3 separate regions of the Mus musculus genome follow, and regions 2 and 3 are each linked to region 1. Evidence: chromatin loops called from intact Hi-C (ENCODE). Cell type or tissue: left cerebral cortex. All regions are shown on one strand. Links, peaks and the distances in the headings refer to the core of each region. The heading gives the core; the rest is flanking DNA.

The links. A loop is a pair of places that touch in the nucleus more often than their neighbours do. Peaks named below come from ENCODE experiments on the same cell type or tissue, not always from the same donor. Only the 100,000 strongest peaks of a DNase experiment are listed, where the experiment ranks them.
Region 2: a loop joins it to region 1, with 4 times the contacts of the local background. A loop is called at or near these places in 13 of 42 quality-filtered maps.
Region 3: a loop joins it to region 1, with 2.7 times the contacts of the local background. A loop is called at or near these places in 15 of 42 quality-filtered maps.

Annotation. Positions count from the first base shown.
Region 1 is chr9:107,331,861-107,342,388 of GRCm38, reverse strand. Hemk1 (HemK methyltransferase family member 1) reads left to right here and starts at 4,039. Exons shown (of 11, transcript NM_133984.2): 1 at 4,039-4,108; 2 at 5,011-5,388; 3 at 5,726-5,817; 4 at 6,117-6,210. The coding sequence starts at 5,158. 6430571L13Rik (RIKEN cDNA 6430571L13 gene) reads right to left here and starts at 1,749. Exons shown (of 6, transcript NM_175486.3): 1 at 1,601-1,749; 2 at 972-1,078; 3 at 1-182. The coding sequence starts at 39. In left cerebral cortex, for the core only: CTCF peaks have their summits at 3,998, 6,285 (motif pointing right) and 7,187; DNase peaks (open chromatin) are centred at 1,909, 3,363, 3,944 and 6,282; H3K4me3 peaks cover 2,669 bases; H3K27ac peaks cover 2,036 bases.
Region 2 is chr9:106,899,544-106,910,071 of GRCm38, reverse strand. It overlaps Dock3 (dedicator of cyto-kinesis 3), which reads left to right. Exons shown (of 53, transcript NM_153413.2): 47 at 1,535-1,656; 48 at 2,704-2,842; 49 at 3,292-3,439; 50 at 8,183-8,301; 51 at 9,278-9,365. Among named protein-coding and RNA genes, the nearest start is that of Manf, 13 kb to the right of the region's middle. In left cerebral cortex, for the core only: CTCF peaks have their summits at 3,640 (motif pointing right) and 6,157 (motif pointing left); DNase peaks (open chromatin) are centred at 6,141, 7,700 and 8,179; H3K27ac peaks cover 1,859 bases.
Region 3 is chr9:107,229,070-107,239,597 of GRCm38, reverse strand. It overlaps Dock3 (dedicator of cyto-kinesis 3), which reads left to right and starts at 7,689. Exons shown (of 53, transcript NM_153413.2): 1 at 7,689-8,126. The coding sequence starts at 8,090. In left cerebral cortex, for the core only: a CTCF peak has its summit at 8,295 (motif pointing right); DNase peaks (open chromatin) are centred at 4,128, 7,695 and 8,284; H3K4me3 peaks cover 2,044 bases; H3K27ac peaks cover 3,170 bases.

The DNA.
Region 1 (10,528 bases), core at 1,426-9,425:
GCTGAACCAGCTCTGAGTAGCTGGGACCCTGGAGTTCATGCTGACACTGGGAGACTGCCAGGGCTCAGTCAACTTGCCCACCGACTTCTGACCTTAGGAGTGTCCAAGGCTGTCGTTCCCGCCACCGTGATGACCACTGGCACAGCAGAACCCTTACCAGGAGACCCCTGCCTCTCTCGGTTCTAGAAAGGCAAGAATAAAAGTAGAGGTTACAGCTAGGGGCATGTCTGTGAGATCAAGTCCCTCTAGAATCTGAAGGCACTGAGGACATAAAGGTTTCAAGACAGAGCTAAGTCAAGTTTATGGGGTATTAGGACATGGGCTTCTGTAGGGACATAGGGACAGGAAAGCAAAGCCCTGTCACCCCTGTACGATGACTATAGTGATTATAATTGGAAGATGGGAGAAGATGCAGGAGGCCTGGAAAAAGTCCACCAATTATCTCTGTAATTGCTACTTCTCCTACTCCTACCTCCTCACTCTCTGCACCCCACATCCCTCCTTCTGCTTGGGAAACACTTGCCCAAGACTCAGACACACCTGATATAACCTCAGGCAAGTCACCCCTCTTCTCTGTGTCTAGTTTTTCTCAAAGTGGGAAATATTACGAACAACCCCATGGTGTTGTAGGGTTAATGGTATATCAGAATGAACCAGTCCCCAGTGGGGTGTGGAGGGAAGAACTTAGATGAGCACAGAAGGCATCCAATAAATGTTCCAAATCCCCATCACTACCACCAACAACCCAGGAGGAGTTAGACACAGCAGTCCCTGGTCCTAGTCAGCTGTGAGACCCATGCTATGGTTGGGACTAGGATGGGGCTGGTGTAGAGACACCAAGAGGCAGGAAGGGTAGACCGAGCTAGATCTTCTGGCAAGGAAGTTGGCAGGGGTGATCCTTGGGCTACCTCCTTTACTCGTAGATGTAAGGCACGGAGTTACATCTTCAGAGGCACTGATGAAATACTCACTTTGAAACACCTATTTCCCTCCGGAGGATGGAAGATCACCCAGCCTCTGTGGGTCTTGGGTAAAGCAGAGTGGGAATGAGTCCTAGCAGTGCTGCAGAGGGGCAGACCTAGAAAGAGAAAGAATTTCTAGCCTATGGCTACATATATGTTTCTCTGTGCGTCTCATAGGTGTACATGGGATGCCTCCTCTTGCAGGTGTGCACATACGTATGAGCGGTGTGCACATATCGTTCATGGTCCCTTAGGAAGGAGCAAAGCTGGCAGAGGGTCATGCATGGAGTAGACGCATTCCTTTCTGTCCTCTCCAGCTTGGCTCAGCAAGAAGTCTCAGGTTCTCTTCTGGGCTCTGTCACTGATCCCAGCCATGACCTTGGACCAGACCCTTAACTTGCTCTGAGTCTGTTTATTACTGGCAAAAAAAGGAGAGAAGCCACCCTGCCGAGTATTTTATTGGCTTGTCTCGGGGGTCCAAAGGGGAAGGGAAGAACACCGGGGTAAAAGTGGTGTGCACCGCGACCTCCAAGAAGCTATCGAGTCTCTTAGTCCTCCCTATCTCAATCCCCACGCCCGCCTCCACGACCCTGTGGTTTCTCCATTCTTGCTCAGAAGCAGCCGATCTCAGCACTTACTTAATCCTCTCCGGTGCGCCGAGCTCAGTCTGAGAAGCTAAGGTTGGTAGTGACCCGCAGGAGGCGTGGGCGGGGGAACACCCAGGCCCGGGCGTTGGGGGCGACAGGTCCCGACTCAAGGTCCGCCTTGCGTGCGCGCAGGATCAGCTAGTATTAGCCTGCGCTGGCTGACAACCTGAGCTGGGGTGGGCTGGGTCCGGACCACGGAGGGGGTGGGGCTGGGATGAGCAGCCTCGGGGGATCCCCAGGAGCCGGAGTGCCTTGCCTCCTGCCCCCCCCAGCGCCTCCGGACCCTGATTGGCTGCTTCGCCTAAAGCTCGATCAGCATTGGCTCACTCGCCTGTCGCTCAGATATAGCTCTGCTCCCAGCGGGAGCTTGGACCTGAAACCGGACAGCTAAAAGAGATTCTCTCTGAGAATACCTCTGACCCTGATGGCCTGCCGGAAGTTAGGCAGAGGACCGTAGGTAGCCAGGTCCTTTCTGGGTCAGAATTCTGACTCCTGGACACCTCCACCCGCACTGGGGCAGACTTGTAAGCCGCAAAAATCATAGGTACAGAGATTTGGTGAGAGCACCACCAGACCTGGAATATTTGAAACCTAAAATGAATTCAGTTTGATCTTCTATTGAATTTATGACCTTGAACAGCAAACTGCTTCTCTTCTTTTGTCTCAGTTTCCTGCCTATATAGGAACTCTGGTGTTTTGGAACAAGGGCGGTTTTTGGTAAGTGACTCCTGGAGACTTCAGTCCAGAGATGTTGAGATGGAATTATCTGTGTGATAGCCCACCTATTCCTCTCATAATAGTTTTCATCCACAGCAAAATTCATCTCAGGACAGAAGTACCGATTTCCTATACCCAAGAGCTGTATCCCCAACCATTTAAAACTACCCTCACCCCATCCCCTAAACAGACTGTGTGTAACCCAGGATGGCCCGATACTTATTATGTTGCCCAGGTTAGTCTTGAACCAAGGCAATCCTCCACCTCCTGGGTGCTTGGGTTTTAATTTTTAATTAATTAGTTTCATGTGTGAGGATGTTTTGTCTGCACACGTATCTGTACACTACATATGTGTCTGGTGTTCAAGGAAGCCAGAAGAGGGCATTGGATCCTCTGGTACTGGAGTTACAGACTGCTGTTAGCCTCCTTGTAGGTGCTCAAAATTGAACCTGGGTCCTTTGGAAAAGCAGCCAGTGCTCTTAACCACTGAGGCATTTCTCCAGACCCCCTTGTACTGGGACTTATAGGTGTGCACCAGTACACCCAACTCCCAGCCCCTCTCCCTTTTTACTCAAGTATTTTATTTTTTACTTTTTTGAAGCAGGATTTCATGTAGCCCAGTCTGGCCTTAAAAGATGAGTTTCTGGTTTCCCTGCCTCCACCTGCTGAAAACTAGGATTTATAAGTATTACCAAACCCCATTTGTGGGCATCAAACCCAGAGTTGTGTGACTGTTAGGTGAGCACATCAATTGAGCTACCCCGTGAACTATTTATTTTTGAATATTTTATGTTATTTCTTAAAATTATAAGTATGTATGTTTGGATGGGTATGTGTACATGGGTGCTTGGAATTGAAACCCAGTTCTCTGCAAGAGCAGTATGTGTTCCTAACCGCTGAGCCATCTCTTCAAGGTCCCGTCCCACCTTTTAAATTTTGAGACAGATTTTTACTAAATTACTCAGGATGGCTTTGAATGTATGGTCCTCCTGCGTCAGCTTCTCCAGAAGCTGTGATTACGTGCCTGCACAACCAGGTCTTGCTATGAATATTACAAAAGATACAACTAAAGCCTAGAAGGTCTGGGCATTTAAACAAAGTTAAACAACGAGCTGCCAACAGAATCAGGATGTAAATCCAGTTTTCCAGTATTCGCTGTTTTGCTATCTGCTCCAAATTCTATGTGCGTGTGAGGTCAGGAGGGTCCTTAGAAACTGGGTCCCTTTCCGAAAACAGAGACTGCCCCCAAACACTGAAACCCAGTCACACGCTGCTAGACCTATCTTACAAGCAGTTAGAACAACGCACCCACCTCCCGCCCCCCAAAATCTGGCTCTCAAGCCCAGCACACGTGGGTGACACCCTCGCGGTTTGTTTTTTGCCCACACTCCGCCCCAGCTGGATATGTAAACGTTTGCTTCAAGCAATCACCGCAGGCTGGAGCCATATCTCTGTTGAGACCTTAAGGAAGACTAGTGGGTCTGGGACCCAGCAGAGCATCTCTCACATTCCTGTACTTCCCCTTAGGGGGGCTGCAGATGCTGGCCAGTTGAGCCTCCTCAGCATCCCACAGTCTTCAAAGGAAAATCCGGCCACTTTAGGAACCCTAGACCAAGGAGACGCGGTTCACCGGAGCCCTTTCTCAACAGCACCGAGGCGGAAGCAAGGCGCCGAGGGAGTGCACTACAGGTTACGCACATCCGGGGTGGGGTGGGGGGGCGCTAACCCTGGGTCAATTTTCTGGTACTTGTGTGTGGGCCGGGCGAGCGTGCATGCCCTCTGGTAGGTATGCACCAGAGCAGGAGATCCGGATGGGAAATGCATGGCCGCAACGTTGATTTTGAGACAGGGATGGCCCTCTCCCTCGCTTTCAGGGGTGGAGAGAGGGCGCGCTTATATCGTTGATAATGTGTTTGCGGATCTGGGATGGACGCTGTGTCGAGGCTTGGAGATTTGGTTCCTTCCGTAGCTGGGTACTGGTGGACCCAGTTGCGTCAGGAATCTAGCAGAACCGGATTTGTGTTCTGCCCGGGGTATTTTATACCTGAGTTACCGTGGGCAAGTTGCTTTCCTCTTCTGGAGCCCTGTCTGAGAGGATGTGGCAGTTAGCAGGTTCTCGCAAATCTTAGTTTGGACCTTACTTAGTTTGGAAGTAGAGGGGACCACAGATTTTATGTTTTCAGATAACTTGTTTATGCTAACTTAAGCGTAACATTGTTCATTATGGGTTAAAATAGAGGCAACGTTTCAGCTTCTAAACAATAAGGAATGTCACAAGCCAAGCTCCCAAGCACGGCAGTCTCCTGCCATCTGTTAGTGAGTCCCAAGGGTCTTCCAGGCCCCTGATAGTCGTTGGTCAAGGCACCACTCTCCAGAAAGCTAGTGTTATTTATTTCTCCCACATTAGGAGCAAACTGGAAGTCAGAAACAACGGCTCAACTGCACTCACTCACACTGGGGTCTGACATAGGTCTAACCTACTCCCAAACCTACACCTTGACTCTTAACAGGACAGAGCCCTGCCAGTTCAACCTACCTATGCTAAAAATAACAAAACGTTACTGGCCAAGACAAGAAGGAGTCAGATAGCTGGCTGGGGATATGAATATAGTCCAGGAGGCGACAGACTAAAAAGCACACCCTTTCCTGGCACATTTTGAGTCTTTTTCCACATCCTTCTTTAGGGTAGCAGAAACATCTGAGAAACAAAACAGAGAACTGGAACCCATGACTGATTCTTCACCCAGCCCAGCCCAGGGATCACCCTGAGCCCCTACCTCAGTGCAGATAGCACAAGAGAGACTCAGGCACTTGGAAGCCTTTCTCCAAGAATGAAGCTCTGGGGACAAATACTTTGGACCCTTCTATCTGTTCCCCGAGGAAGGAGGGGAGTCCTCCAGGGCTGGGCCTTCAACTCATGGAAGACTTATTCATCCCTGACTGGGCCGTTGAGTGCCACAGGGATGGTTAATCACTGGACACGGGTCTTTGAGGAAAGAGGTATCCCAGAGGCCCGGGAATCCAGTGAGTACATCGTGGCTCATGTCCTCGGAGCCAAAACAGTTAAGTGTAATGTTAGGGAGGACAGGGAGAGGGAGGAGGGAACTCTCTGGGGAATAGATAGTGAAAGGGGGGTTGTTTTATTTGTTTTTATTTTGTTTGGTTTTAATTTTTGCCTCAATCGGGCTGCTTAATTGAGTCGGGTGGGATTTTGCTGAACAAATGTTTCAGGCAGACATGTATTCATTCATCCAACAAACTACTGCAGTGTGTTCCAGGTACTGTGTGTTCCGGGATGATTAAGTGGCTAGTGTTGAGTTGACAGACATTGTCCACACAAACCTGGGTGTGTGTCCCTAGACCAAGGGAGCCAGCCACTCACATTCTCCATGGGAACAGTTTCAGAGCCTGAAACCAGCACTTTGGACCAAGCCACTGACCCCTCAACAATTGGAATGCATCCAGGAGCTATGTGGCCGTAGATTACAGAGGTAAGCACCCATGGACCGATCCGAGGACTCTACAGAGATCCATCTTTCACCGGTTCCACCAAATTATGGCCAGGGAGGAGTAAAGTGTCTGAGGTCGAGAGGGATCTGTTGGGGTAAGGAGGTAGGAGGAGAGGGACTGGTGTTGTAAATTGAAAGAAGGGAAAGGCTAGTCTGTTTGTCCTAGGGTACTGCAGTCAGGACCCTGCTGAATAGCCTTAGCTACATTAGTCCTCAGTTGAGCTCTGGCCTTATTCATCCTGGTCCTGGTCCTGATGACTCCCTGGATACTCCTCCTGCAGGATGCCGGTGCAGTATATCCTTGGGGAGTGGGACTTTCAGGGGCTCAGTCTGAAGATGGTACCCCCAGTGTTCATCCCTCGGCCAGAGACAGAAGTGAGTATCTCACTAAGACAGGATGAAGATGAGAAAAAGGTTCAAGGCACCCGTCTTGCTCCAGACTTCCTCCAGGGGGCGCTCGGGCCCCATGGCTGCCATTCACAGCACCTTTCACACATAAGTCTTGCTGGCTAGGTTGACTGAGCCATGATTGAGGATCCTTCTTGCCCCCTCCCTTTGACTCTCTTTAAATTCCAAACCTCTGCCCCAGCCTCAGTGACCAGAAGTGACAGAGAATGGTTCAAGTAGTGCTCAACTTACTGTGTTCATTAGAAGCTATCCTATGGGCCCATGGCAGACTCAACCCATGGGAAATAAGTGGCCTTCAGCAACTTAGAGGGCATGGAGGAAATAGGAGGGGCTCTGCTGGAGGCCTGGCATGAGCAGTGTGGACTTACAGGTGATTGCTGTCTACTCTGGACTCAGATGATGGACTGTCAGGCCTTGCTGTCTGTGACTTGGTGGTCTGGTCAGGTGATTGCTTGTGTCAGTCCCTCAGATGACTAGAACTGGTGGTTGTGTGGCCCATGCGTGCTGCCCCTTGGGGACACACCCTGATCTTTGAGAGATGTTTTTCTGTTTTTCTTGGATTTCCCCTGACTTTGTTGATGGCAGAGCTGAAAGCTGGAAAGTAGACTCTGGGGTAAAGTGGGGTTGCATGAGGGGATGCTGAGAAAAATCAGAGGGCACTAGACTCTGAAAAAGATTGATTTCTGGAAAGATATCCTGGCTCATAAACATTCGTGGGAAAAGTCTGTCCCCTTCCACCTTTACTGGGTGTGGCCTTTGAGCTGCCTGCGTTTCATCCTTTTAATCTCCATCCCTTGATCGTGAACCCTCTGATCTGTCTGAAGAGATGGCTTAGTGCTTAAGAGCACTGACTTCTCTACCAAAGGACCCAGGTTCAATTCTCAGAACCCACACAGTGGTTTACGACCATTTCTAACTACAGTCCCATAGGATCCAATGCCCTCTTTGGCCTTTCTAGGTACTGCATGCACATACATACAGGAAAGATACTATATACACATTAAAAAAACAAAACCAAAAAGCCAAATCTGTTGATCCCCTGGTTTACCCCCTTACCGTGTGGCAGGACTGGGAGAAGTCACAGGGTTGTCAAGGAAGGGGACCCACAGGCAGCTCCTGAACTTTCTGACTCTATCCTATTTAGAACTGGCATGACCTAGGCCAGGGACAGATACTCTAAGCATGATGTGGCCTGTCATCTTCAGGCTTTTAGGAGATTGCCCGGTAGCTTCTTCCAAATATGTGACCATGGTCAGGAGATCACTTGCCATCCTCGGATACTGTTAAGGTTCAGAACATAGAGGGACAGCTATCATGGGACAGCTATCATGGGACAGCTATCATGGTGGCCTTTGCATCCCTTGGAGCTGACCTGGTATCTGAGTGTGGGGTGTGGGCTTTCAGCTCCTGTGTGACCCACCCACTTGAAGTGGGCCTGGGCCAGGAAGGCAGCTTTGCTGCCGGAGTAGGGGGGAGTGAGGATGCTGTGGTTGGCTGGGAGGCCAGGTCTGCCTCACTGTACAGACATTTCTGAGAACTCATCAGGTTTGCCCCCAGGGGAAGCCACATCAGACGGGAGTGCTTTACTAAGAAATCAAGAGGACGTGGCCTGTGGTAGGGAGTGGAGAGAAGGGACTCAGGGGAGTGGGGTCACAGAGTCTGGAGTCTCTGTCCATCAAAGGGCGGTTTTTGATGATGGGTGTGAAAGTCTGAAGTGCAGAATTGCAAGTGGCTTGCGGCCTGATGAGTTTGGTTTTCCCTAGGAGGTGAGAGGGTGGTGAGGCCTCCGGTGTGGTGATATATACAGTGGGAAGCCCGAGGTCCGGGTGGGAGCCATTCCATCTCCATCTGGTGCTGTGTGACTGTGTGGCCTGGGAGAGGCTCAGTGCTGTAACTGTTTTAGGGAGTCAGCCCAGCAGGGATAGGATCCTAACACAGGGTGTGCATGCCCTTGTATCCTGCTGAGACCGCAGGGCCACCTCTGTAGGAACTGTGCAGTCCCATTTGGAGCAGTGGCCCCAGGGAAAGCCACCAACTGCCCATTCCCTGTCTCTGTCCTATATTTCTCTTCTGTCATACCATGTTTTGAATTCTTGCTGGATTCAGCTGGAACAGATGACCTGGGTCTGTGGCTAGCTTGGCTCAGAGCCAACAGCTTTAGGTAGAGGAAAGGTCTTCACTGCATAAGAAAGAACTTTCTAGACTTCCTGGATGTGGTCTCAACATAGCTAGTTCCCACACAGTCACCAGATGGGCCTCCAATGAAGTGAGCTTTCCATGGTCTGTGGTAAAAGGAAAGAAAGAAGCCACCGTCTGTCAGCCTCACACCCTGCCCCAGCTGGCCATTTACATAGATGGTGTGTGTGTGTGTGTCTGAGGTCAGGGATGCCTCTGTGAGGTGGCTAGCCAGCGTGGGCTGGCTGAGGGGTCATCCTCCAGCCAGAGTGGGCCATTTGTGGCCAGGAAACCCGTAGAAACTTACACCCCTAACACAGGCTGTCATTTTTCTGCCTTTCAGCCTGCTGCCTGTCCCACAGCCTCTCAGTCACAGCCCTAGATTACAAGTTCTTCGCTGATCATAAGCCCAGCTTGCTGCACACACCCAAGTGTTCTCCACTCCCGGCACAGGACTGAACCAAGTTTTCTCTCCCATGGCAGTAGCTCTTTAGTACCAAAGGGACCTGACACAGGGAGGGCTGGTCCAGCTCTTCAGCTTCTCTCTGCCTGGGACTTGTTTCCTTTGGTGTGAATGAACATCGCCACCGAGATTCGGGCCCTAGAAGGCCGAATGCTTTTTTGGGGACTCAGCTTTCAAAGGAAAGCAGGCTTGGGTGACCTGGTGCTATTTGCTCCCCTAGACCTGGCTGATGGGCCAACCCCAAGATCTTCTCATGATTTAATGTGACAAGAGAGGCAAACCCAGTCCTAAATCTTCATGCAGGTTAGAGATCCTTGGGTTATAGAGATGCAACTGGTCTGACAGAAATGAAGATGTTCTGAAGAGACAGATGTGTCCCTCATTCCATCAGACTATTGAAACGGGACCCCAAAGAAGTAGGAATGTCCAGAGAAATCTCATGCACTAGTCAGAGGGAGAGCTTGCCTCCCACCAAGAGAGACACCACAGCTCTCACCTGAGAGCATGAGAAGGCTGAAACCCAGATAACAGGGTCAGTGTGGGCAGGCCCACACCGTAGCCTGGACCGCTCGGCTGCGCACATCCTTGCCTGCCACTTAAATCTTGATCTCACTTCAGGACTAAAGACAGCCTTGAAGGGTTTGTGGATCTCTCTGTCCTTCTTCTCAGTGTAGCCATGTTGAATAAATCTCCTTTCTTCCATCTCCCCCCTCCCCACCCCCACCTTCTGCTTTCTACTTTTAACCTGGCTCTTTTTGTTGACTTATTGAGGATGGGTGTCTAAGTCTGATTTGGGGCACAGTTTGTAACCTCCAGGTGTGATAACAGACACCTCACAGGGGCTTACTTCTTCAAAGTGGATCTCACCTGCTGCTTTCCTCCCAGTTTCCTGAGCCTTGAAGGGGCCTCTGCTCATATCCAGGGGATTGTCTTTGAGAAGAGACCACGCTGCCCTCTCCCTGCTACATGCTTGGATTCCCTACTGTTCTCTGGGTAAAAACATTTCAGCCGTGGGGCAGCAGCCACCTTCAGCCTTCACTCCCAGCTCCCCCAGTGACGATGACCACGTACAGCCTGTGTGGGCAGCGGACCTCAAGCTCTCTGCATTCATGCTGATGGTGTCTAAAGTGTTCCCTCTGGATGTCCTGGGTACCATCCAGACAGGCTCTTACCACATGGTGCTTCATTACCATGTTCAGTTTGTGCCACAGCCACCTGCAAGACTTGGGCAGGGCTGTGTCCCTGCCCTACTAAGAGAATTGCTTGTCCTTTGGGCCTAGGAATCTCCTGGGAACTTTTCACCCTCAGCTCTGTGAGAAAGCTGAGGACACACCAGCCACCTCTGTTTTATTTCTATTTTCCCCCATGGTACTGGGGTGGAACCCAGGGCCTCACACATCTAGGCAGTGCTCTACATCTGAATATAGTCTCAACTCCAAGCCTGGTTCTTGACCACTGTGAACCACAGTTCAGACGCCAGGTAGGGCCATGACCCTTGAGTGTTAGTGTCTATATGAGCCAGTGCTGAGGAACCAACAGGTTAATATAGGCTCTAGAAGCAGGGCCAGACCTAGGGAGACTGGGTGTCAAATAGGGCTCCCAGCATTTCTGTGAGTATAAAATGGGAAGATGTCTGGAAGGCACCGG
Region 2 (10,528 bases), core at 1,542-9,541, 430 kb after region 1:
ATCTCTAAAACTCTCAACCTGCCTTCCTTTTTCACTGCCCAATCACAGGCTCTAGCCTTATCTTTTACCTGCCCACACCTGCTTACAGACCTGCCACTACTCTCTTCTCATTTTACTGAGAGCTACTAAATATGTATTAGGTATGCATATTTATATATATAAATATAATATAAAATAAATAAATATAAATAAATATAGCTGTTAGACGGTGGGCCATGCTGTCCTAGAGAAGTTCCTCTACAGGTGATGCAAAATCTTGGGGAAGGCTGAGCCATCCAAGCACTCACTAAGCTTGTCAGTCTTGAGCAGGCCAGCTTTGTTCTTGGATGCTGTGGGTTGTGGTTCTTTTAGTCCCTCCAGACTCCCAAGGCAGGCCTCAGCTGGTTCCTTGCAAGAATGGACAGCATTAAAAGCAAAATAGCAAAAGAAGTTCATCACAGTGTGAGAGACTGGCTCACTTTCCAGAGGAATTTCTGTAGCTCACAAAATGTCTCCTTCCTGGGAGAGTCCTCCACGGTGTTTCACGTGAGAGATGCAGAACATATATGCTTCCCCTAAAGCCGAGGTGGTGGTGAGGACTTGAGTAGCATTACTGAGTCTGATGGGGATTCCACCTCATTGCGCTGGCTCCTGCACACACCGCTGGTCTCTGCTCTGTGCAGACTTCTCATCCCAGCTGGTAGCCCAGGTAATGGAGAGCTTGGCACCCAGGAGGTCCCTGTCACATCTCTGCAGTCAGATCACTACAACAAAGGCACAAAGTACTTGTCCATGTGCATCCAGGTCCATACTGTGACATTACAGAAACAGTTTAACACTATGCCTGCTTTGGAAGAAGAAAGGGGAAAATGTGCTACTCTCAGTCCAGCTCAGAAACATACACAGCAGACAAGAGCCTTTGTCCATCATATATTATGAAAGCCTTGAGGAAAACCTGGAAAATTGTCTCAGAGACAGAGACCAATATATTTTCTGTCACTCAGTGGGAAGTTAGATTAGCCGTTGCTGCCAAGAAGTCTGCGTACTTAGTAAGAATTTAATTATGCTGAAATAGAGCTGTGCTGCTTTCGGTTACTTACATCAGCACTTTGTTTCCTGTTTCCCTATAGACTGTGCCACAGGAAACTTAGCAGGTCAGTAAGAGCTGGGCCATTCAGCAATCCAATAAAATCCAGCACCAGCTCTTATGTAAGCGTCTGCACTGACTGACAGCTGACTCCTCCCTCCCAGCTATTGCTCTGTGTGCTCTGACCTAAGAAAGCCTGTTAACACTCCCCTGGAAACACAGATTCACTTCAGCCTGTTCTAGATGCGTCTCTCTTAGTGGAGTTTACCTGGAGCTCAATAGCATCTGGTCTAGGCTCCAGTATGCTTAGGGGAGTATTTAGTAATGAAGGTCATATTGTCCAGAAGAAACCAAAAGTATATCATATGATTCTCTTTTTGTTTGTCTATTTGTTTTACATTTTTACCAGCAGACAACTTATCTCTCCTACCTTTATTTATCTATGAACAAACATTCCTTTCTCAACAGGAGTTTCCAGGTTTGGATAAGCTAAGTCCTGCATGTTCAGGCACCAGCACCCCACGGGGAAATGTTCTGGCATCCCATAGCCCCATGAGCCCTGAGAACATCAAGATGACCCACAGGCACAGGTATGGCATTAGGGCTGGGAAGGTTCCCTCCAGAGAGAGAAGACTGGGGTGCAGGATTCCTGAGCATTGGCAGGGGCCAGGGCTTGCTCAGCATGGGCCTTGTTCACGTGTACCTTTGGATAGGATTCCAAAGAGAATGAGGATTGTTGATTTTTTTTAAAGATTTATTTATTTATTATATGTAAGTACACTGTAGCTGTCTTCAGACACTCCAGAAGAGGGCATCAGATTTCGTTACAGATGGTTGTGATCCACCATGTGGTTGCTGGGATTTGAACTCCGAACCTTCAGAAGAGCAGTCGGCACTCTTAACCACTGAGCCATCTCACCAGCCCCTGTTGATTGTTTTTAAGGAAGGGAATAATGACAGTGGTGTGGCATTTAAGCAATGACTGAACAGTCTCAAGTGGGAATACTCAAAGCCTTTATGACAGGAAGCCAGCTTTAGGAGAGAAATTTACTGCAATGAATTTCTCTCTTAGATTCGTTTATTTTCCAGCATGCAGCTCAATAGAGTGGCTACTCAGCTAATGAGAAGAGGAACAAATGAAGAGGGCCTGCTAGTGTTGGTAGAGGAAAGTTGTTGGGATACTTGTAACCATAGATAGTTTACATCTGTCTCTTTTGATAGTATCTTCATATCAGTAAGTTGCCTCTGCTCTCAGAACAGATCTTAAAATAGTGTATGCTGGGTTAGGCAATGTTCAGACTAACATTCCATAGAAAGAGTATAGGATCCTGGACTTGACTTGTCATTTCTGTCTCTCATTCCTCCTGATAAACTGCTAGTGCTTTCATTCTGAATGGCTGTAATCCATTTAACTCTAAAGAGATTGCACTAGCATAAGCCTTCTCAGGCCAGTGACAGAGTGAGGCTCAGAACTCCTCTAGGCCTCAGACAGGTGTGAACATTGGCTATAGAATCCTGCGAACAAGTGCTGGCTTGGGTTACGTGTCAGTTTCATGCATCTGTCCTTTCCTCCTACTGCCTACCATGCTTTCTTAGCTATTGCCTGATTCCTTCCTATTTCCTGTTCTTGATCACAGCCCCATGAACTTGATGGGCACAGGCCGCCATTCCTCATCCTCTCTCTCCTCACATGCATCTAGTGAAGCAGGAAACATGATGATGATGGGTGACAACTCTATGGGTGAAGCTCCTGAAGACCTCTACCACCACATGCAGGTACCTGAGCTATGCAAGAATGAGCAGGGTACCACGGCTAGAGGACTCGCCTTTCTGGAGTCTCCATAGCTAGCAAGGCTGCCTTCTTTCTCTAAACCACCCCAAGTCTTAGTTCCCATGCCGCATTTTTCAGACCTATCTCCTCTTATGAATTGCATGGCCAAGATCTTCTGCCAAATTAGTGTCCTATTTGGCAATCCTGATAGCTAAGCCCTCCTTTCTTCTCCATGTACAGCACAATAGAGCCAACGCAACTGTCTTGCTCCATGTGGATGGTGTGGATTGTCCTTAGCGCACACCATCAGTGCAGCCTCCAGCCTGGTCCGCAGTAAAGGATCTGTCACTTGGCCTGGGTCTTCTAGGACATGAGTGCATGAGCCAGCTCTCTCTGTCTCTGCCAGGGTTACAGCACTGAGCTCTCAGACGTACTCATCTCTATTCCTTTGCAGCTTGCATATCACAACCCCAGGTACCAGGGCTCAGTCACCAACGTCTCTGTTCTGTCCTCGTCCCAGGCAAGCCCTTCTTCCTCCAGCCTGAGTTCTACACATTCAGCTCCGTCCCAGATGATCACCTCTGCCCCTTCCAGCACCCGAGGTAAGGATGGCAGGATGCTGCTTGCTGAAGGAGAACACAAAGCTTTGTGAACTCTATTTCTCTTCCTTTCATCTGGCTTTGTGTCTTTGAGAGTGGCCTTGTTGTCGCCAAAGGACACTGAATTCCTTTTGTAGATTCATAAAGAAGGTCTTTTTTTAAAGATTTACTTATGTATTATATATAAGTACACTGTAGCTGTCTTCAGACACACCAGAAGAGGGCACTGGATCCCATTACGGATGGTTGTGAGCCACCATGTGGTTGCTGGGATTTGAACTCAGGACCTCTGGAAGAGCAGTCAGTGCTCTTAACCAATGAGCCATCTCTCCAGCCTGATAAAGAAGTTTTTGAAGTTAGAGAAAAATAACAAGGCAGGCAAGCTGGAATTCTCACCAGCAGCCTGGAGGAGAGATGTGGAAGAAGGAAAGAGAGAGTTAAACTTTTCTGAGTTAGAAGTCAAAAAAGCAGGTAGGTTCAGCAATATAAATCTACAAGAAGCTACAAGGAGTGAAAATCTTTGGGAAAGATGGGAACGGAACGGACATTCCCAGAGTGTCGGGATAAGGTTTAGAATTGGGTAGATGTCGAGGAAAGTGAAATGAAGAGAGGAGAGAGGGAGGTTTTTAGTTGAATGAAAAGTAACAAGGGTGTATTAGAAGACAAGAGACTGCGCAGCTGATGCCTTTGTGATTTGGGGAGGGGATTTTTGTTTGGGGTTTTTGTTGTTGTTTTGAGATAAATTCTCACTATGTAGTCCCTACCTGGTGTGGAACTCAATGTATAGACCAGGACTACTGGAAATTACAGAAATCCACCTGCCTCTGCCTCCCAAATGCTGGGGTTCAGGAAGTGCCACCATGCTTGTCCTCCTTGTACAGTTTTTATTGATGGGTACAAAATCTCCTTCCTAAGGGGAGGCCATAGACAAGGCCTTGAGTGTACAAGCAGTTCTCCACCTTTCATACCCACTAAGGAGGGAAAAAAATCTAAGTTTGGATTAGCCTGTGGCTAGCTCAGAGTTGTTCTGGGTAGTCTAAATTTAGGGCACACCTAAAGGTTAAAAACAACCTGCATTTACTATTGTCAGTTTTACCTTCTAGATTTCTTAGCTTCTAGATTTCTTAGGCCAGTAATAAATAAACAATAGCATATATTACTGTCAGTTTTCCTTTTGGCTTTGTTTGGGGCCAGTTTGGAGCCCTTGTTACTGAATTAGGTCTAACCTTAGATACAGCCAGCTTGTGGACCATCATCACTCACTAAAGGGCCATGAAGGCTAGCACCTGGAAATGTTTCCAGTCGTGTGTAAAATCTGTCTCCTTTTTTTTTTAAAGATTTATTAATTAATTATATGTAAGTATACTGTAGCTGTCTTCAGACACCCTAGAAGAGGGCATCAGATCTCATTACAGATGGTTGTGAGCCATCATGTGGTTGCTGGGATTTGAACTCATGACCTTCAGAAGAGCAGTCGGCACTCTTAACCCCTGAGCCATCTCTCCAGCCCCCTGTCTCCTTTTAATCGCCTTTAATTCCATGTCTACCGGAGTATTTACTTATCACTGATCGTATTTGTCACAAGGACTCAGGCATTGATATTTATATACCTTAAATAATGCCTGAAAAGTGATGCCTGCTTAGGGACTGTTCATTTTCTCTCTCTGTCTCTCTGTCTCTCTCTCTGTGTCTCTCTCTCTGTCTCTCTCTCTGTCTCTCTGTCTCTCTCTCTCTGTGTGTCTCTGTCTCTGTCTCTGTCTCTGTCTCTGTCTCTCTCTCTCTCTCTCTCTCTCTCTCTCTCTCTCTCTGCCTACCAGCCCCACCTTCGGGTTAGAAATGCTTGTATTTTCAGCACCCAGGCTTGCAGGATTGGGTCACCTCTCCCTAGCTGACTTTAGATCCTGCGCTGGCAGTTTTTTCTGCCATGCTTCCACTTGGTAGCCAGAATTGGGTTTCTGTGTCAGTAAAGGGACAGGACCCAGGAGAAAACCCAGTTCTTTCCCACTGAGATGCTTGCCATGCAAAGTGGTCTGATCTGTCAACCAGTCACTGGCTATTGATTTCAGACTTCAGAAGGATGAGTTCTTTTTCTTCTAATTATTTTGTATACAAAGAAAGACAGTATAAACATATAACATTAAGGAAGGGCTCTTTCAATGTATACAAACCTGTGAGACCCTCAGCAGACAAAATGGAAAGAGCTGATGTAGTATGTCCTGGTGGAAAGGTGCAGTGACCAGCCTGGAAAACCTTGACAAAGTGAGGAGAAGTGGGTAAGGTTACAGCAGAGCAGTCACAGGCTAATTTAATCACCTTTGGCTGTGCTCTGCTCAGATGGTTGTGAGCCATCATGTGGTTGCTGGGATTTGAACTCATGACCTTCAGAAGAGCAGTTCAGGGAGGAGGTGAATGCTGAATTGGGGCTACATGTCTTGACACTCACCAGTCCTCTAATGATGGAGGTACTCTTGGCAAACAAGGCAGTGAGTGGTCTGCTCATTCATTAATGTCTTCTTGTCACTGGTAAGTGAAGGAAAAAGCTTCCTTAAATCAGGTCTAGAGTGCAATCCTCCTCCTCACTCCTACATCATAAGATCATTGTCCTTCCTTGACACCCATTGACACCCTGTGCTATGGTTCCTGTAACTGTGGAAATCTGTAAGACCAGAGGCCTGCAAAGTACAGTCTTATTCTTGTAAGTCCGTGGCTCCCCCTGGTGATCAAAAGGCAGAATAAGCCAGTGAAATAGATGTGTAATCCAGTGGACTAGGACCCAACTTGCCTAAGGGTTTTTGGAGTGCACCTGAAGCAATTCAAAAGTCCTATGAATGGACAAGCCCTTATGGTATTTAAATGTCTTAACATTAACATCACCCTTGTCCCACCAAGGGATGGCTGCCTAGGGCAGAGACAAGTGAGTCAGCTGAATTGAAGAAAATTAATGTACAGTCATCCTTTGTTCTGTCACAAGAGGGGCACCACAGTTGGGAGGTAAGTCCTCAGCAGAGCTCCTAGACCTTCGGGAGGATGTTGCTCCATCACAGCCCCAGCGTGGATCAAGGCGTAGATGCACAGTTGGCATCATGAGCCGTGTTTTGACTGAGCTGATGTCAAAGTGATGTTTATTTTTTGACCTTTTTGGATAGTCACATTCAGAGATGTCCAAAGAGCTCAGTCTCTCAGCTGGGAAGGCAGGAGAAAAAAACAGTGGGGTTTGGAGCTTCCCCACCCCCCTTTTTTCTTTTCTTTAAACATCTATCTTCTTGAGATTATTAAAAACAAGATGAAAATCAGTAAAGCCACAAAACAAGAAGTTTAATTTCTTTAAATAACCATACTTTATACATTCCCTTATCAGTGTAGGCCATTGTAAAAGATAAGTCCTAAAGCCTGCCTAGAGGTTCTCTCAGGACTGCAACAGAAAAAGTAACAAAAATAACTGAAAAAGGATACTTGCTGGTATTTACACAGACTTTTTGGACTACAATGGACAGGAGGATTTTTCAAGGACTCATGCAGTGAGCTGGCTGAAGACCTGGGTTTGCTTTGCTTGGATATTGTTACAGTGCTGGCACCACAGGCTCAGGAAAGGCCAGGTGATGGTGGGTTTCAGGGACTCAGAGCCTGCCTAGGATCTGCAAAGACACCTGTCCGCTGAAGCCAGTGGGCTAGTCTCCACTACCCAGCTTCTCAGAGCTGAATCAGCCAGAAGCATTGGGGTCCAGATGACTTTGCCATGAAGGGACTGGTGGGTAGTCTGTTGTCTGATTCAATAAAGTATGTATTTGCAGAACTGTTCATATTACCCCATCACAGGAAAGCTAGCACATTATCTTACTGCTTCTATAGAAAGTTTTCTTAAGAACCACAGATGAGAAGATCCTCAGTGCTCTACCTCAGCTAGAGTCACTGCAGTGTCTTCATAGAAAAGGTCATGAAGCTGGGTAGTGGTAGTACACATCCTTGATCCCAGCACTTGGGAGGCAGACACAGGCAGATCTCAAGTTTGAGGCCAGCCTGGTGTACAGATCGAGTTCCAGGACAGCCAGATCTGTTAACAGAGAAACTGTCTGGAGAAAACCAACAACACAAAAAGAGCCTAGTATAAGTCCCTTAACTTCTTGATTAGTTCCATGCTTATCAAGGGAAGTAGGCAAGGGTCAAACCCGCCTATGTGCAGGGGCCTGCACTTCCAGCTAGACTGGCTTTAAGAACTGCAATAGGCAGAGCTCCAACAGATAGGCAGAACCAAGGTTCTGGGAGCCTACCATCTGGAAGGGATATGCCTAAAAGGAAGCCAGCAGAAAATAGAATCACTGGTGTTTGAAGAAGGTAAGTGTGTGTCAAGTCAGAACATTGTGATTGTTATTTCAAGTGTCTCTTGTCCTTGTTTTATGGCTCTGTCACAAGCTGGCCTTGGCTCCCACCCGGAACCTCTAGAAGATGCTAGTGTCCAGACCACACCTCTGCCCTTAGAGCACAAGGTTCAGAAACCCCAGGAACTCTGCGCCAGGCTTCAGCTCTCCTTACCCTTTCCCTCTGGGTATGATGGTAGCCTCTGTCAGCCAAGATATCAAGGACAGCTTCACCATCCAGCACTAAGTACGCTTCACTCCTCTCGTGCTCTGCTGAGTTAGTTCATTCCTTACTGTGAGGGACACCTACCCTGGTCCTAAGGATGCGTGGCCACTGAGCCTTCCATCTGTGGTTTGTCATCTGTTCGTGATTGTTCTCACTTGGTTACAGGCTCTCCCTCTCTGCCAGATAAGTACCGACATGCCCGGGAAATGATGTTGCTGTTGCCTACACATCGGGACCGCCCAAGCAGTGCCATGTATCCAGCAGCCATCCTAGAGAATGGACAGGTAGCAGACCTAGCCTGACTGACTGTCCTCTGCTACAAGTGTGTTGGCTTGGGCTCCTTCATTGCATTTGCTAAACCTTTGCACAGTCTTGCATGCCTCCCTCATTCTTCTGTAAGAAGGCTGTTGGATTGCGACTCCTGTTTTGAGGAGGACAGTGAATCTGAGGGCCAGAAATCAAGGCAGTGCAGGTATGAGGCAACAGAGTTGAGGCTAGACTTGCTTGGGTATCTATCCAAACCTCTGGCCAGCTTTCTGGACTACTCATTCCCCATTGCTCTGGCATAAGAGGTTGGCTTTTATAACATCTTGAGAAAGCTGTAGTAAGCAATGGTATGAAGATGTCTTTGTGACTTGCTAAGGTTGCCCCTAAAACTTAGTTCTGTAGACACCCTGCTTGGACCAGCAAGTAACACTTGACCCTGTGCAGTTTACCCCTGCCTTTCTCTTCCAAGCCCATAACTGCCCTAGGCCTAAAGTGCCAGGAGTTTCTCAGTGGCACCTCTCTGCCAGCAGAAGTCAGATCTGATGGGAGGAGCCGCTCAGCAGAGCAATGGTACCTGCCAGACTCCAGGTTTGGCTGCTGCTTTCTCTCCCCTTAGTGCTAACCTGGATCTGGGTGGGGCTCTCCAAGAGTTAAGACCTATCAGTGCTCGGGAGGCAGACAGGGAATTTAAACCTTTCTGTCAGTGGTCTCTCTGGCAAACAGAAAGATGTGATAGTAAAATAATGGAAGGCACCTATGTCCTGCACAAGACAACCTGGGTGATGTCTCAAGTATCCATGGAAATGCTCGGATCCAAATATACCTGGACTGTTGCAACAGACTTCCTAGGGCTGGTGTGGAGCTCTTGGCACATCTCAGCATGAGCCCTCTTACTGCTTTGATATCCTCATGTGAGCTTAGGCCGTCCTGCCTCCTGCCTCCCACAATGTAGCTGGCTGTTTTCACACTCTGATATTTTTCTCCTTCCCTCAGCCACCAAACTTCCAGCGGGCCCTGTTCCAGCAAGTAGTTGGAGCCTGTAAACCCTGCAGTGACCCCAATCTGTCTATGGCTGAAAAAGGTACTTTCCCCACTCTAGGAACTCTCTCTTGTGTGTCCCATCTTGAGTGTCTGACTCTTGTTCCTGAGTTACAAACTGTCCAGTCCTGAGCCACAACCCAATGCCTTGGTCTGTCTACCTAGACATAGTGCTAACCAGTTCCTTGGTCCACTGTTTAGACCACACCTGGCATGGATCCTGTTTGTCTATCTGTATATCTCCCTCTCTCCAGGGCCACCCTCATAGAGGCCCAACTGCCATCTGCCTTGAGGTATTCATTGTAACTCAGGCTGCTGTGGGCATCACTCCCCACGTTCTTCCTGCTGGCTTCTAGAATTTAGTACCTAATGCTCCCTTTGGGGCATCAGAAACTCCTTGGAGCTCAGAACGGACTGTGGCCAATGAAATCCCCAAAAGAATGGAAAAGATATACTACAGTGAATTTCCCAAAAGTAAGTTCCCACATGGAAAGCTCTGAGTGCTTCAGTCAAGTCCAGTCATTCCTTAGCCACTCCGGCCAGTGACTACTGGGTCCATCTGTGCAACACCATGCAATTGAGAAACTCTCCCTAAAACTGCAGCTTTTCAGATGCTGACATGTTACCTTGTGCTCCTCAGGCTGACATAAGAACCAGCATCTAACCTCTATGACCTTGAGCTGAAGCCCCAGACACCTGAATTTGTTTTAGTACAGCAATACCTAAATAGGGACCAGGCTGAGCTTGTCTGCCAACTAGAACCTAGCCCCATAGTTCTCTCCTCTCCTCCATCTGTTGTGCTCGGTGCATATTCACTTCCTAGCAGTCTAGTGTGTTGTCCCTTAGCCCCCTCAGACCCTGTCCCTTCATCCTGTTGTCATTGCACCTGCTCACCAAGTGCTGTCTGCTGTCCCTGCTGCCATTGCTTCCTCTCAATTATCATAGAAGACAAAGTGTGTCCTTTTTAAGGGGTCAAACACTAGGTCCAAATCCTTGGTTCCTAGTGAGCATTAGTGCCTGATGATCAGCCACAAAGAGCCTACTGAAGATGCCTTCCTAACCTCAAGGCCACACATCCCAAGGAAGTGGCTTCTTGGATTTCTGCACTAATGACCTAAAAACAATGGGCCTTTTTGGCCTAGGAGGCCAGAACCCACAATGGGTTTTCTTCACCTCAGATGCAGCTCAATCTCAAAACTAGCCAAG
Region 3 (10,528 bases), core at 1,106-9,105, 100 kb after region 1:
GAGATACTGCTCTGTTTTGAGGGCTTCATTTCTCTATTGATGACGGCCTAGTTATACAAGCAGAACTCATGGGAATAGGTTAGGAAGCTTCCACGAGGGTGCAGGAAATGAGGACACTGTTGTCCTTGCACTAGAATGGGGGGGGGAGCACCCAAATGAGAGGTGGCCTAACTCACAATTGTGTCAAGAGCGTCCCAAGCCTTTATTGGATGCTAGTCACCCAAGGCACAGGGGAACGACATGGTTTTCATTGGTCAGGGATTCATGGACAAAGCCAGATTACCGATTCTGCTGCTCCACTGGCTGCTGCTTTCTAGAGGAATCTGAGCCCTCACAGGGCTTGGAGCCCACCTGCTAATGCCTGGATTCCAGAGCTGTGGGTGCACACACATCATTGCACCATGGAGAGTCAGAAAAAGATCTCTCTAAAAATAACCACCGAGGAATATTTAATTTGATAGCAAGACTGTGACTAATCCATGAAACAGAGAGTCTGTGTGACAAGACACAGTACAATAATGGGGCGAAATTCATGTTTGACCTTTAAGCAAGTGAAAAATGAAACATATCTATGCCTCAGCTGCCGAGGACCCTGTGGTTGTAGGGAGAGTGACTATGTGCAGGGGATTTGATGGTCATAGAGAACGGACGGCATTTATAGATCTCGAGGGTGTTGTATCATGGAAATAGAATGGGGAAATCAATACTTTGGGTGTTAAATAGAGAGAGGAGGCTAGTGCTCCGCCAAGTGCTAGTAGCTGTGGATAGCCCAGCTGAACAGGAGGGCCCAAACTAGTTCTCTCAGCCTGGCTTGGTAGGAAGACAGCTGCTACAAATTCGAGGAGACGCAGTATTTCTGGGTCGAACACAGGGGAGAGGAGTAAGATTCCAATGTTGAATGAACTTTTACCCTGTGCCATGCTCTGTGGTGAGAATTTTATCGGCATTATCTGCATCTCTGGTATTGAAGGCATTATGACTTTCACTTGCTGGAGGTAACTGGGTTCAGAGAGGTCCAATTGCTTGCCTAGGGTCACACAGCCTGAAAGTGTCCAGAGTTGAATGTGAGTCTAGTTTGGAGTCTAGAGCCTTAGCTCTATTCTTTCTTGCAAAATTACCTGAAATATGAAGCAAGGTTAGAGGTGGGCTACAGTGACTGGGGCAGGGGGCAGGAGGATGAGTGCAGGAGAGGTTTTTAGCAAGGCCATTCCCTAATGAGTTCTCAGAGCATCCTGGCACAGCACGTTGGTAGACCGATATTACTTCTCTGATTGTTTTATAATTCATGACTGTGCATAATAAATTCTGATCCGTCGCCCTCAATGCTAATTGAAGAATCCTCTCGATTTCTCTAGTTTCTTTTCTTTAGTGGCAACAGGGTGAATACTGTTTCTGTTGCTCTCTGGGTCAGGACCTTGCATTTTCTAAGCACATATTCAAGATCTATTATCATGTAACAGTCTTTCAACTTTGCATTTTTTTGTTTGTTTGTTTCTTTGTTTGTTTCCACTCTCTAAAGAATGTTTCTCAAGGAAAGAATTAGCAATGGTCTCTGGCTTTCAGGCTCAGTTGTTTCCTAGTATGCTCAGTGATTCTTTCCACAGACCCTTAGCACACGCAGAGTTGTAGGAAGACAAATGGCTAACTCTGCAACTGAAGCCGTGAGTCCCTGGACTCTTCTGCAGCTCTGTAGATGAGGCTGTGTAGGAAGGTATGCTGCCCTTTCCTTCTGAGCCTGGGAAATGAGAGCTGGAGACTGTGCAGGTGGGCTCGCTCGAGGATAAAGGAGGGATTGGCTCGGGGAAGAGAGAGAAACCTGGGTGAAGGGAGGCCCTAGGTGATTTTATAGTTAGTCTTTCTTGGGTGCTCAGAAAATTAGGAACTGTGCAAAGTAAGCTCTGTGCTCAGTACTCAAATGGATGGGCCCATTCCTAGACTCTTCCTGAATGCAATCAGGACTTCTAAAAGGGTCCTGTCTTACTCATATGTCTCAGGAGGGCTTGTTAGGGCCTGACAATGGCTAAAACACAACGTCACAAGACCCCCCAGGGTCCTAAGATCCGGCTCCACCTCTTATTCCAGACATATCTGTTCCCACTCTCCACTTGCCTGCTTTCAGATCACATCCTAGGTACATTAAGCAATTTTTTTTTATTAGACCCACCTCCCTGGTGCTCCTTCTGTCTAGAATGCTTTCTCTTTTATTTGGCTGATCCTTGTGCTTCATTAGGCTCCAATTTAAATACCATTCCTCCAGGAAGTCTTCCCTGACTTGCAAAGTTCATCAGGTCCCTGACTGATGCGCCTTCCTTCCTACATTAGTTTTATGTTTCTGATTAGAGATTTGCTTATGGGATAACTGGTTTAATTTCTCTTTCCCATGAAAGATCATAAACCATATGATGAAAAAGACCATGAACATCTTCTGTCTCAACCCTCACCCATAATAGGTTCTCAATACATTTTTAGTGAAGGAATGCTGCAAAAATTTCACATCCAATGTGAAAAGTCAAGGAACCCAAGTTCCCTTCTTAGTCCTAGTTTCATAGCAATTCAGATGCTGGGTAGATAGGGCTGTACCAAGCAAAGAGGCTTTGTTTTGCACTTCAGTGAGTTGGTGAATGCATTGCAATTGGTTGCTTTTTATGTATAGAGAAATTACCTCTGTCCTGATTTGCAATATCTGTGCTATTTTGGGCTGTTTTTCTCTTTTGGGTCTATTTGTATTAGAGCAATAATTTTACCATTTGGCTACACAGAGGCTCAATTAATATTACAGATATGGTCCCATAAAATTCACTGCTTGACATTAGAACGTTTTGTTGATAATTACTCTCCAAGGTTTTTAATTTCAATCCCTCCTTGGTGACTTAGTATAGAAATTCAAGGGCAAAGTTATTTCCCCCAAGAGGAAGGAGAACTAAGCAATGCCAAGTTTCTATCTGTTTGCCCTTCCTTCTGGGGGTATCTCACTTTGTAGTCTCTTTCTGCTCATTTCTTTATCCACAAAACAATAAGCAAATGAAGGCTTTATTGAAACAAAGAAGATATATGTTTCTGAGATAAAATGAGAGCCTTCTTTGACTGATGTATCTATCCAATGGATAGTGATCTTTACTGAGTGCCTACTATGTGTGACATCCTCTTGTCAGGCAGTGAGGGTGAAACAGTTAAGGGCATCATGTTACTGTCTCCAAGTAGCTCAGTGTTTGGTGCGCCAAGAAGCACTCTAGATTGCCAGGCACATTTGGATGTGTCTTGGGGGTGTTCCTCACGGTGGGACCGGATAATTACAGCCCACACCGAAATGCCCTATCCACCCCTCAGGGATGAAGTCAGAAGAGCCTTGGCTCTTCCTCACTTGAAGATACCGGCTAACTGCAAAGAAGCTGAATTTTAATAATATTTTGAATGGGTTGATTAAATAGGAACAGATGGTTAAAGTTTGTCATTTTAGGAAAAATAATGAAATATTGCACTGCTTATTCTGCTTCTCTTTCACACTCTTCTCCATTCCCTCCCCACCGCATAGATCTTCATTGCAAAAAAAACTCAAGGCAAAATGCTAATGATGCTTTTTTTAGTCACTGTAGGTCTCCTTACCCAAAAGGACCCCGATTTGGGTGGCTATCTCTGTGTGGCTGGGTTAGCCCTTTGTTCCTGGGCTGCCTCAGAGTAAGCTTCTTACAAGGTGTCGGTTTTGGTGGGAAAATGGCTACCTTAGGTGTTTTTTTTTTTTTTTTTTCTCCATTAGGAAAACTAGCTCTGCACGTAGTTTAGCAACCAGAGGAGGCTCGCACCCTGAGGGTAGCAGCAAAGCAGAGGTTAATTGAGTCTCTCTAGTCCTTTGCTTCAGGGCTTTGTGTAGGTAAAAGCTCTGACTACAGGTTCCTCCTGGTCAAGGGAAGGCAGGGTGATGCTGCTTCTGTTGCCTGCCTTCTATTTGGGTTTGCCTCTATGCCAAACACATTTCTCTGAAGTTTTCTTACCATTCTGTTGAGACAGTGCAGCATAAGAGATCAACTGCCGGGAGGGAGAAATGAGTGCTGCTTTTCACTGCTACCAGCAGCTCTTGGGAGAATGAGCATCGTGTGCCACATACCCACAGCTTGCCGACTTCAGTAGGGAGAGCCTCCAGAATGCTCCTGGATAAACATCATCTTTGTGGCCACACATTGTTTTATGAGCTGAGTCATCAGGCTGGCTGGCTCCTTAAATGCTGCTGTCTGAATCTTCAGGCAGAAGGAAATGACAAGGCGTGGAGTCCAAGCTGACAGAACTTTATAGAGGGTCAGTCTCATCTGCCAAAGGTGATGACGGATTTGCCATTAAGGAGTTTGCTCATGATGAAAGGATTATTGATCGACGGAGGGAATATGATGCTTTTCTGCATTTCTTATACATTATTTAGGAAATGTTTCATTATAGCTACTTTTAATAGCCACGAGTATTAAGGGGTTTCCTGCTGAAAATCTGATTCCTTCCTCAGTCATCAAGTTGCAATTTATCACTTAATGAGGTAAAGCCAAAAGGAAGGGTGGCAGGATGGGCCAAAACTGTTTGCAGACTTTCTTGCTTCTTAAACTGTTCTACCATGTTTATCTTTTATAAAGCTGTTCAGTAAGATGTCTCTCAATTAAAATTGATCTTCTTATAATGGGTAAATTTCTTCTGTTTAATGTGAGCTTTGTGATTGCTGGTTCTCTTTTTCAGCCTAATTTTATTATGGTTTCAGTAGATGTTTAGGGAGGGTGCTCACTGAAGAGTGTATGTGAAATTTTCATTAGGTGTCAGGTGCAATATTAGCCTCTGTGCGTGGGGTAAACTAAATGAAATCCTTGCCACTGAAGAATAAAATGCATTGCTGTCAATGTGCCAAGCAGACACACTCCATCTTTTAGAGTAAGGTGGAGGAGTAAGTGGTGGAGGGAAGAGAGGCCCTGATGGTAGAGAAAAACTTTCTTTCACGGAGGGGCAGCTGGGGAGTCTTCTTGGAGAAAGTGGTCCTGAGACAATCCTTGGAGGGTGAGAATGACCCACAAGTTCCAAGTGAGAAAGGTTTTGTGGGTTGTGGATATTGCTCACAAAAGCCCATCAGATCAAGACACGGGGGATGCCAATATTTGGAATTCAGATAGCCCTGGAGGGTTCTAGGAGAGCTTGTTAGGTGATAAGCTTAGAAATTAGATCTTGAGGGGCCGAGAATCAAATAAATTACATTGACATCAAAGGACCTGGGGTGCACAGTTCTCTTTTTGAAGTCAGATGGAGATAAGTGGAAGAGGAGTCGGTGAGGCTACTGACAAGCGGGTCTTCCTGGGGTGGTAGGAACCTGTGGAGCAGGGCAGGCTGGAAATGGGAGACAGAGGCTTCCAAAGCAAGAGCAAGAGCCCGGCTGGGTACTACTGGCAGGGATACAACAAACTGGGTAACAAGAAGGAGGAAGTCAGTGAGGATTCTGAGTTTTCAGATGCAAGCGTTGTGTGTTGGGGGTTGTCAAGTGGACTAAGAGCCCGAGGAAGGGAGGGCTTGGATCACATGCTATGGGGACATCACATGCTATGGGGACATCACATGCTATGGGGACATCACAGGTTCACAGTTCTGCTGAGGTCTGACTCTCCACAACATGCTGTGTCCTTTCGTGTTATTCCAAGAAAACGACCTAAATTTAGTGCAAACAGCTAAATCAAACGAGTCCAGACCATAACCAAATGTCTCCTTCATCCTCCTTGGCCCCCTTTCTTCTCTTGTCACTTGTTGGAATTAGTGTTCTCTGACCTCAGAGCTGAGATGGGCGGCAGTACAGTGGATTGTCTCTGTTGGGAAATGGGCACAAACGTTGGGAAAACCAGACCTTAGGCTCTGTAACCGCCATCATGTATACCAGCCAAGGGATGGAAGTAGTGGATGAAATGAGTTTCATGGGTGTTCAGAAGACCTGTGTTGCTTGGCTGTGCTGGCTGGTCAGAGCTCTCTGGAGAGAGCTTCATGGGAACATGGCTCCATTCTGTGGAACGCCCTTCATGACTACCATCGGACTGAGGTCCATGTCCCTGGAAGAACTAGCTAAATAAACCAGGGCATCTCTGTTGTCTTGCTTTTGGTTCCTGATCCCCCTTCTACTCTCATAGTGTATCTGATTATTGAGAAATTAAATTGTTCACAGAACAGACACTTTCTGGGGAGGACTGGCAGCCTTCATAGGTAGATGAAAGAGTCCATAGACCATGAGGTGGTGGCTATAGTCCAGGTGAGGATGAGGACGGTCAGGATACTTTGGAGAAGGAATTCACAAAGTCTGGCAATTATTAAGATATTTATTTTTAAATAATAAAAAAAGATGCCTATATGTAGCCCAGGCTGGCCTCCCCAGGCTGGATTCTTTTGCCTCACCTTTCACAGTGGTATAATTACAAGTGAGTGTCACTTGCATCAGAATAGTCTTATTTTAGCCCTGCTTTTCAATTAATGGCCATGAACTCACTGTTGAGTTGGGTGGAGTCTGAGAGGCCAGAAGGATGACTTTAGCCTAAAGCTTGACTGTGTGGGTCTATACGCTGACAGTCCTATGGGAGAAAGATTAGAGTTCTTGGATACAAATGGATACCTGAAATCTCAGCCAAAAGAAGAGGCTGGAGAAAATGGTGTTGGCTACTGCTCTCCCAGGAGACCTCTCTCTCTCTCTCTCTCTCTCTCTCTCTCTCTCTCTCTCTCTCCACACACACACACACACTTTAGAATAAAGCACAATAAAAATGTCACCATGTTGACTGCTGTACTAGTTTAGGCTTCCTGGATCCTGGACTAGAGATGCTGAGATGGGCTTTGAAGAATAAGACATCCAAGAGCGATAGCGAGGTATACAGTGCTGGTGACAAGAGATGTTTGGATATATGCTGGGTCTAAATATAGAGTCCAGAAGTTCCCAGTCTTTGCTCAGTAGTTGACAGTAGCGGGTCATAAGGTAATGTTGGTAGCTATCAGAGCGAATGAATTCTTAGGAGATGGAGGAATAAAGTTCTAGGAGGGAGTCAGACCTCAGGATGGCTGGAGGTGAAGACCTATGTCCCGCAGAGGCGGTGGCATAGGTCTGGGGTACACAACTAGATATAATTGGGAAAGGAAAGACTTCTTGAACATGAAGGCCGCTAAGCTTGTTCAGGCCACACACACACACCACAGCAGCCAAGTCAACAAAAGAACTCAGGAGGTGTTAGAAGCCTTGGCCTATATGCGGCATCCTAGGAGCCCAAGAACCCCCTGCACATCACTCAGTTCCTTTGAAGCGATGATCCCATTCTGCCAGCTTCTCCCTCCCGTTACTCCCTGAGCCCCGGGATGGCAGAAGAGGACCTTTCAGAGGATGTGGCTGTGATAGCAATGTGACAACGACATGAGTTTAATAACGATGTCCCCATTTTTACTGGTTCTCCTCTCTCTGACAAGAGGTGGAGCGGCCATCTCAGTACGCCTGGCATGAGACACCGTGGCCTTCCTCACGCAGGACCACGACCCCGTTCTGCGGTAGCTGCAGCCAAAGGCTCTGTTGGGGGGGGGGCGGAGGGAGTTGGCCTCCCGGGCCGGGCTATCCAATCCCTTCTCGCAGATTTCCCTCCGCTGGCCCGCAGCGGCGTCTCGTGGATTCGCGCGCGGGCTCGGGCGGGCGGCGCGAGCCCGGGTATTGCGAGCCCCCGCGCGCCAGGGAGCGGCGCATGCGCGGGCGTCCCGCGAGCCCGCTGAGGCGATCCGAGCCGCGGCGGCGCCGGGAAGCCAGCGACGGAGCTGTGAGGGACCGAACGGCGGCGCGGGGACGGTGGAGACGGACAGGTGGTGAGCCCTCGCCCGCGTCGCCAGGGGCTCCTCGGCCGCCCGTGGAGTCTCGCGGTCGGTCAGGACGTGGCATCCGGCGGTGGCGGTGGCATCCCGGACGGCCTGTGAGGGATGCGCCGCCTACTGCCCCGCGCCGCCTGACCGCCCCCGCCTTGCCTCGCGGTGCGCCACAGCCGGGCCCGCGGCCGCCCCTGCGGCCGTCCCCTGCGAGCTGTCACCCAGCCGCCGCGCCCGCGGGGCTGCGCCCGGCCCGGCCATGTGGACCCCCACGGAGGAGGAGAAATACGGCGTAGGTAGGTGAGGCTGGGGCCTGGCAGCGGCGGGGGCTCGGGGGCACGTGCCCAAGTCCCGGGCCCCGCCTCGATTGCTGCTGCCCCGGCTCCTCCGCCCCTGCCCGCACACTGTGCGGCCTCGGCGCGGGGCGGGTGCGGTACCAGCGCGGGGATGGGCCCGGGGCTCTGGGTGCGGGAGGGCGGCAGGGGGCGCTGGCGGTGCGGCCTCAGCAGGTGCGGCGGGCGGGCGGGCGGGCGGGCGAGCGGGAGGGGCCGCAAGGCCGGGGCAGTTGCGGGAGGTTTGTGATGTGAGGCGCTGGACAGTTTACCCAGGAAGATGCATCTTCAGCAGTCAAAACCTTGATTTTAGTGAATTTCTGCACCAAGGTTGATGAGCCCGATGGTTGTTTATTTTCCGATTGGAAGCTTACAAAAAAGGATGCAAAACGTTGACCTCATTCGCTCAGTCTAAAATGATGCAGATCTTTATTTTGCTTTAAGGGTTAGAAATAGTTCCTCTACTACTGTGGGAATTGTTTTGGACATACATCATTGTTAAAGTTTAGTGCATTTTGCTGACATTTTTTAAAAAAACAAATCTGTTTTCAAATGAGAACGATACTCCTTAGTTTCTTCTTAAACTGTTAGGTGAAACTCCCGAAGGTTAACGATTTCTTTTAATATTCCATTTCTTTAAAAAAAAATTCAGTTTTTAAGGGACTGAGTGTTTTATCTTTACAATGTTAGTATTTCGTGGCCAGCCACTTTACATCATTGTAAATAACCTATTGGATTTGGTTACAAATATTTAAAATGTGGAGTGTGCAGGGTTTTTTGTTCTTAGCTTGTAATGGAAAATTTTAGAAAATGTATAGGAAGTATATTGCTTAAAGGCAAATTATTATTTCAATCAATGCAACAGTTCTAACAGCATTTCCTTAATAATTCATTATAAAGAAACTTTGTAAACCGCAGTGGTTTTGTAAAGTGCAATCGTTTTGTAATACCATCAGGCAAGGTATGTAAAAATACTGTTTATAGTAGAGGGGCCCTCTATCTTCTTCTGAAAACTAACATTCTAAAGTTTATAATTAGCTATGCTACAGAGGACCTGGTAAAAGACCCCAAGTTCTAGAGTCTTTTGAAAAGGAATTAGGAAATGGTGCACAGGCCAGGATTCACCCCTAGGGACTCTTTTACCTTTTCTATTTAAAGCATTCCTTGAATACTAAGTTGCTACTGTGAAATGAGGAGTTGATGGTTCTTCTGCTATCAGAACTACTTAATTAGAATAACAAACAATCAGTGTGAAAGTGGTCAGCTGTCCAGTGGTACTTGATAAATTTTTCCCTTCTGGGGAGGAACTCTCAAGTAATGCTGATAGTGGGATTCAGAGTGCTGGCTTCTTTTTTACTGGTGCTTTGGGAAAATTATGTAAATAATTTTCTTAATGTGTAAATGAGGGCTCGTGTTAACATATCTTACAGGGTTGTGAAAACCAAACAAGTACACACTAAGTAGTTTGTAAATGTTAATCTCCCCATTAATACTTAGACAGTGATGACACTATATAATGGTGTGTTAGTTCTGAGTCTGGTAATTCAAAGCAATCAGATGGAATGAGATTAGCTTTAGAAAAAATTGTCATTCCCTGCAGAGGAGCATAGGATTGCATACACCTTAGATCTTAAATGGCCTGTTGTTACTCTGACGATAGTTTCTTTGTAGCTGTGGTCTGGTATAATTTTGATGCTTTCTTTCTTTCTTTCTTTCTTTCTTTCTTTCTTTCTTTCTTTCTTTCTTTCTTTCTTTCTTTCTTTCTCCTCTTCTTCTTCTTCTTCTTCTTCTTCTTCTTCTTCTTCTTCTTCTTCTTCTTCTTCTTCTTCTTCTTCTTCTATAAAAAAGCAACTACTGGATATTTCTCTAACAGTTTTTTCCAACTGTCATTTCCTATTATGGTCTAAAAGTTTTTGTTTAAATTGCTTAAAACTCCGGACTTCCTCCCCTCCATAAACTTAGGGGCCGCACTCCTAGGTGTTTTCTAAAAATCTAATTCAATCTGTAAGATATGTTCAATATTGTACTTAATAATGATAAAAAGGCAATACAATTAATTTTTAAATTAGTTTTCCATTTGTTTGATTTCAAGCTAAGGACTAGCTTGAAAGTTTAACTATTACCACTGTTTCTATAAGAAAATGTTTTGAGTTCAGCTTTCTAAAAGTAAACATTCATGTATTTGTTGGTGTGGAGAATGGGTGTACCCATACTATGACATGCAGGTGGAGGTCATAAAACACCTTGAGGAGTTTGGGGTTTTTCCCCTTTACTGTGTGTGTTTTGGGGATTGAACTCAGGTCATCAGACTTGCTGGCAGGTGACTTAGCCCACTGAGCCATCTCACTGAATTTAACAGAGATTTA